2 separate regions of the Homo sapiens genome follow, and region 2 is linked to region 1. A link is a contact called in ENCODE Hi-C data. All regions are on one chromosome and are shown on one strand. Each heading gives the region's core, a stretch centred on a gene start or an enhancer-like site at or near the end of the contact. The rest is flanking DNA. Distances are from core to core; before and after follow the strand shown.

Evidence for each region. Hi-C counts contacts between places; a loop is a spot of excess contacts on that map. Pooled maps may share reads with other maps.
Region 2: a map with no recorded cell type shows a loop between it and region 1 (5-fold over the local background). The contact joins two enhancer-like sites. A Hi-C loop is called at or near these places in 1 of 168 maps with a recorded cell type or tissue (naive thymus-derived CD4-positive, alpha-beta T cell), 1 of 37 single-sample maps with no recorded cell type and 9 of 50 pooled maps.

The regions. Positions count from the first base shown.
Region 1 is chr6:129,682,567-129,685,472 of GRCh38, forward strand. All of the region lies in intron 1 of ARHGAP18 (Rho GTPase activating protein 18), which reads right to left. Among named protein-coding and RNA genes, the nearest start is that of ARHGAP18, 26 kb to the right of the region's middle. RefSeq lists an enhancer at 1,478-1,772. Within about 2 kb of position 1,570, at least 35 of the 41 ENCODE cell types and tissues checked have a DNase peak (open chromatin) inside an H3K27ac peak, as active enhancers do.
Region 2 is chr6:130,516,205-130,519,029 of GRCh38, forward strand. No RefSeq gene overlaps it. Among named protein-coding and RNA genes, the nearest start is that of TMEM200A, 150 kb to the left of the region's middle. RefSeq lists an enhancer at 959-2,158. Within about 2 kb of position 1,312, at least 5 of the 41 ENCODE cell types and tissues checked have a DNase peak (open chromatin) inside an H3K27ac peak, as active enhancers do.

The DNA.
Region 1 (2,906 bases), core at 320-2,819:
TTAGTCGAATTCTAAAGTTTGATCTGGTAAAAATAAACTAAAACCCTAGAGACACAAAGCAACATTCTTATGTCCCAAAGCATCATCACATAATTAGCAAACATTTATTGACTGTCCACAGCCTGCCTGGCATTAACTAGATGTTGAGATTCAGGAATAAAGAAAACAACATGTTTAATGCCTTGATGAGTTTATAGTCTAAGATGGATAGAGTAACTGGACACACAGCTGAGAATAAACAAGGGACTGAACAATAAAACACAATAAGAATTTTTTTGAGAAAACTGCACACATAATGCATTTTAATCAAGGTAAACCATATAATACATTTTAATCAAAAGACATAGCTTGATAATATTACTATATTCTATTGATTGTTCTATTTCTTTCTTTCTCGTTCTGTTTCTCCTTTCTGTTTTTACCACCATGGTTATTCACAGACTTATATACTTCAGGAAAAAAAAAGTGAGAAATGTGTTTTGTTTTTTCTTTTTTTTTTTTTGTTTTTTTTTTTGTTTTTTTTGAGACGGAGTCTCGCTGTGTCACCCAGGCTGGACTGCAGTGGCGTGATCTCGGCTCACTGCAAGCTCCACCTCCCAGGTTCACACCATTCTCCTGCCTCAGCCTCCCGAGTAGCTGGGACTACAGGCACTCGCCACCACGCCCGGCTAACTTTTTGTATTTTTAGTAGAGACCGGGTTTCACCATGTTAGCCAGGATGGTCTCGATATCCTGACCTCGTGATCTGCCCAATTCAGCCTCCCAAAGTGCTGGGATTACAGGCGTGAGCCACCACGCCCGGCCTTGTTTTTTCTTTTAATTTGAGGTGGAAGGAACCAGCACAGGGTTGTTGGTTTTTTTATCTGCCAAGTACGGGCTTTTTTTCCCGTAGAAATGAAAAACTATATCTACTTGCATTAGCTTCATTTCATTAAAACATTGATCACACGTTAATAATTTGTGATCAAATTCATTTACGTATAAACAACCAATATCAGATCCTTTCATATTTTGATTAGCAGTATGAATTACAGAGCGGAATGATAACAAGTCAGAGAAGAAAAAAGCCCTGATGAGTCAAAAATGTAATGGAAAATAGAGGTTGGAGATGGCAAAATCTTTCCTTATTTCACAATTTTCTCTGGGGCCAGCCCAATTTACCTTTCACAACAATGCAATAACAAAGCAGCAAGGTGTATCTCTGCCTTGCACAAAGTGGATATGGTGAATGAGAACACCATCAAGAATCATAAAATGATGTGGGCATACCTGGAAAGTAACGTGGAGGTGTAACCACGGCGGGGGGGAGTTCTGCTAAGAAAGGAAAGGTGAGAAAACACTTGGGAGAAAATGGCTTTTGAAAATGTGAATTGAAAAGAGAAGGAGCTCAAAGCCAAGAAACTGACACTGACAGCGCGAGATGATTGAAGTGCAGATTAGGATTGAGTTGGGGCGTTGAAAAATAAAGTACAGATCTGAAAAATCTTGGAGAGAAAAAAATAACAAAGCTTAGTAAGAGCTCCTTGAGCAGGCCTGGGGAGAGAGATGTCAGTGATGACTCAGATGTCAGGAGTGGCAAGGCAGGCCAGCTGCAGGACTGCCAGTGACAGGAGGAAGTAGGAGAGGAAATGATGCATGCGATAGCTAAGAAACACTATAAATGGCTACATATCTGTGGTTTCTCCAGCAAAAATGCATGTGCAAAACGTTCTGTATTCAGTACCCTAGTTAAAATATAACTGTGGGGAGAGCAACAGATTAACTACACAAACTGTTGCTTTAAGATAGCATGCCTAGGAATGTGCATGGGAAAAAAATACTGAGGCAAAATAAAATTCAATTGTGGTTAGCTCTAGAGTAGTATTATATTAATAATATAAGTGACTTTTGCCTCCTCTTTTGTGCTGCTATTTTTCTAAATTTTCTCTATTGAGAATGTTGTCTTGTAGGGCAAAGTTTTGAAAGTTCCTAAGTGAACATGTTAGAATGCTGTGTGTTAGTTTGTAAATTTCATGGAAACACATACACACCAGAACGCATCCACCAACATTAGGTGTCATGGAGCCTGCGGCACACAGAGGGTCCTCCAAAACAGCATTAATATATCCGTAGAAGTCCATGGGAATCATCGTAGTTGGCCATCTGGTGACTTTCACGTGTTTAGCATATAATCAGAAGTACACAGATTGACCATACTTTACCCAAATCATGAAAGCCAAGAAATTTGTCTAATAAATAAATTACTTAACCCGAAGCCTAATACTACCCCAAGGAATTTTTCAGTAAGATCTGTGAAATGCCCTCTAGAATCAGAGAAGATATCAGCACTAAGATATTTGAGTATTAAATACAGTGTTTCATGATCCTAGAAAAGTGGAATGGGTACTTCCAAAGTAAACTGGGCAAATCCAATATGCAAGGTCACTGAAATAGAGAAACGTCATTACTGCTTTCTCAGACTCCGGCGGTGGACACTGGACACAGCGTAGTAATTAACAGGACAGCCTCTGGAACCAGGCTGCCAGGGTTTCAAAGCAGCTCCACCACATTCCTAGCATGTCACCTTGAGCAAGTTTTCTTCACTTTTGGGCCTCGGTTTCCCCAACTATAAAATAGAGACCATAACTATACCTACTCTCATAGAATCATGAAATATAGGGCTGGGCACAGTGGCTCACATGTGTAATCCCAGTACTTTGGGAGACCGAGGTGGGCGGATCAATTGAGGTCAAGAGTTCAAGACCAGCCTGGCCAACATGGTAAAAACTCATCTCTACTAAAAATGCAAAAATTAGCCAGGCATGGTGGCAGGCACCTGTAATCCCAGCTACTTGGGAGGCTGAGCTAGGAGAATCACTTAAACCTGGGAGCCAGGGGTTGCAGTGAGCTGAGATCACACCACTGCA
Region 2 (2,825 bases), core at 62-2,561, 830 kb after region 1:
ATAAATTGCCTATAAAACACCTAACCTTTATTGTCTCACTTGTTACTTCCAACAAACCTGTGAGATAGGTTGTCTTCTTCATTTTATAGGTAAGAAAATAAGGTACAGATGAACTTGCATAAATAATCAAGTTAATAAAGCAGAGCTAGGATTTAATCCCAGGTGACTTCTTGAAAGGATGAAGTCTTGACCACTAGGTGTTGCTTCCTGTGTGAATTAAAAAGCTGTTGGGCTTTTTTTTTTTTTAACTTTGTGCAATTTTTAATGATTTTTATTCCTTTTAACATATCCAACATCCTTGTTTTTATTTCATGGCAATGGTGTTGAGTTGTGAATGTTCTAATAGAGAAGCCAGTCTAGCAGTCTGAACTCAAACTTGCCATCAATGTTCATACAGTGAGAAAGTGTTATGGTTTGGCTCTGTGTCCCCACCCAAATCTCATGTTGAATTGTAATTTCCAATGCTGGGGGCAAGATGTGGTGGGAGGTTATTGGATCATGCGGGTGGATTTCCCCCATGCTGTTCTCATGATAGTGAGTTCTCACGTACTCTGATGTTTTAAAAATATGTGACACTTCCCCCTACACTTTCTTTCTCTCCTGCCGCCACGTGAAGAAGGTACTTGCTTCCCCTTTACCCTTCCACCATGATTGTAAGTTTCCTGAGGCCTCCTCAACAATGCTTCCTGTACAGCCTGAAGAACTGTGAGTCAATTAAACCTCTTTCTTGATAAATTACCCTGTCTCAGGTAGTTCATTATAGCAGTGTGAGAACAGATTAATACAGAAAGTATCCTCAATTTTTGGTGCATTCATTTTACATTCACATAGTTCCCTGAGCTTTATTCCATAATTTCACTAACTGTTCTCTGTAGCATGTGTGGGATCCTTCTACTAGACAGGAGGCATGTTGAGGGCAAGGACTGTCATTTTCTCTGCTTTATACTCCCAGGAATTAGCCCTGTTCCTGATACATAGTAGGCACTTAATAAATGTTTGCTGAGTGAATAATGAAGGGAAACTCCACCTTAAATTCTTTTCAAATTCTTCACTTTACCAATAATATAACTGGGGCAGAAATCAGCAAAGTCGACTTACCAAAGATCTACATTTATTGTGTGGTAGACACAAGGCCCCTCGAGTCCAGAATCTATGCCTAGTGCTGTTTTCTCCATGGATAACTAAAATCTATGAGTACAAATAGGAAGAAAGAGAGAGTCTGCCTATAGAGTGAAAATTGCAGATATATTCTGTTACCTAGCGACATCATGAGAAGTGTTTCAGTTTCATCTCTCATAAAAACAAAGGACACCATTGTTAGTATCTGACTCACATCAGTGCTGTGACAACGCAAGGTGTCTCAGCACCTGGAAGAAACCAGCAGCATTAGTAAGTGTTCCCATTATAGAACCACTAATGAGGCAATTTGTTAAACCAGCATCCCCCTGCAAACCAAAATCAGACAAATGAGCTGGTACATTTGAAGGTTCAGAAAAAACAAATTCTCAGTAGAAATAGAAATGAGTCTATGCCAGGTATTTGTGACACATTAAATTCATCTGAGGCAATTATCATGACTCATCATCAAATGGAAAACCTAGGATATCCGGCCTGTTCTGCTGGAAAAAGTGGTTGTGAGGGTGCCAGCAGGTAGGATGGTTTTATTTGGGAGGACTCTCCCTTCTCCTAATCCACTGAGTAACAATGCATGACCAGTAATATTTTCAAAGGAACTGTAAGGAAATTGTATTGATACTTATGTTCTGATATGATGAATTAGCAGACGAAGTAATTTCTTAACCTGACACTCAAGTCTTCTATGATCTGATGGCCACAAGTACCTCTGTACCCCGTAATACTCATTTTACTGAGAGAATATCTGCATCTCTTTACTCATGCTGTCTCCTACCTTGCCAACCTAACCTCCTCCTGTGCATCCACCTATAAGACCCCACTCTTGGAAATACTGGGACTTACGCCCTCCTCCTACACTCAGTACTGACCTAGATTCCAGCTTCAGCAACTCTAGCAACACTGCCCTTAACCTTTTGCCTTTGGAAACTTGGCAGCATCATCTTCGAAGGATCCAAACCCAGGCTCAAGTCCAGTGAGTTTTCTCTGGTCCTGTGCCTGAGCAGCCCAGCTGGCACAGCATGGGTAGAGACCACCTGTTTCCTGTCAGCTTCCCAATCCCCCTTCAAAGTACTCAATAAATGTGTGCTGCTAGGTGATGTGACACAGAGAGGGTTTTGTCGGATAGAAGAATGCTGCCACACATCTATTTTTACTTGACTTATTTAACAGTTTGGAAGGACATGCACAATTGCTCTACACAGTATAGATCTGGCCACCCAAGAGATGGCTCAGACTCACCAGGGGACAGGGGACAGCCAGTGCTGAGGAGTGCCTGCCTTTCTGCTCCTGGCTACACTGTGTCCCAGAAAAGACATTTTCTCACAGCCAAAAAGCAAGCAGTCACATCCCTGAAAAAGATATTTTTCTTAACTCTGCACCTAGAAAATCATTTGGAGGATGGTACTAGCAAGGACTGCTAGCTCTTACAGACAGATGACCTCAGAGAAGAGCAGGGGACTGAGGGGGGTGGAAATCCTGTGGTCTAAGTCTTAGCTTAGACTCTAATTGAGATGATAGAACTGTTACTTAACTAGCAGTTTCTTTTTGTCTCTTCTTTTATAAAATAAGGAAAATAAAATCCACCCTATTTGACAGATGGGCAAACTAAAGATAAAATCAATAATATATGTGAACTGACTATGGGATTGCAAAAAGCACAATGGATTGGGACATTGTTGAGATAATAATTG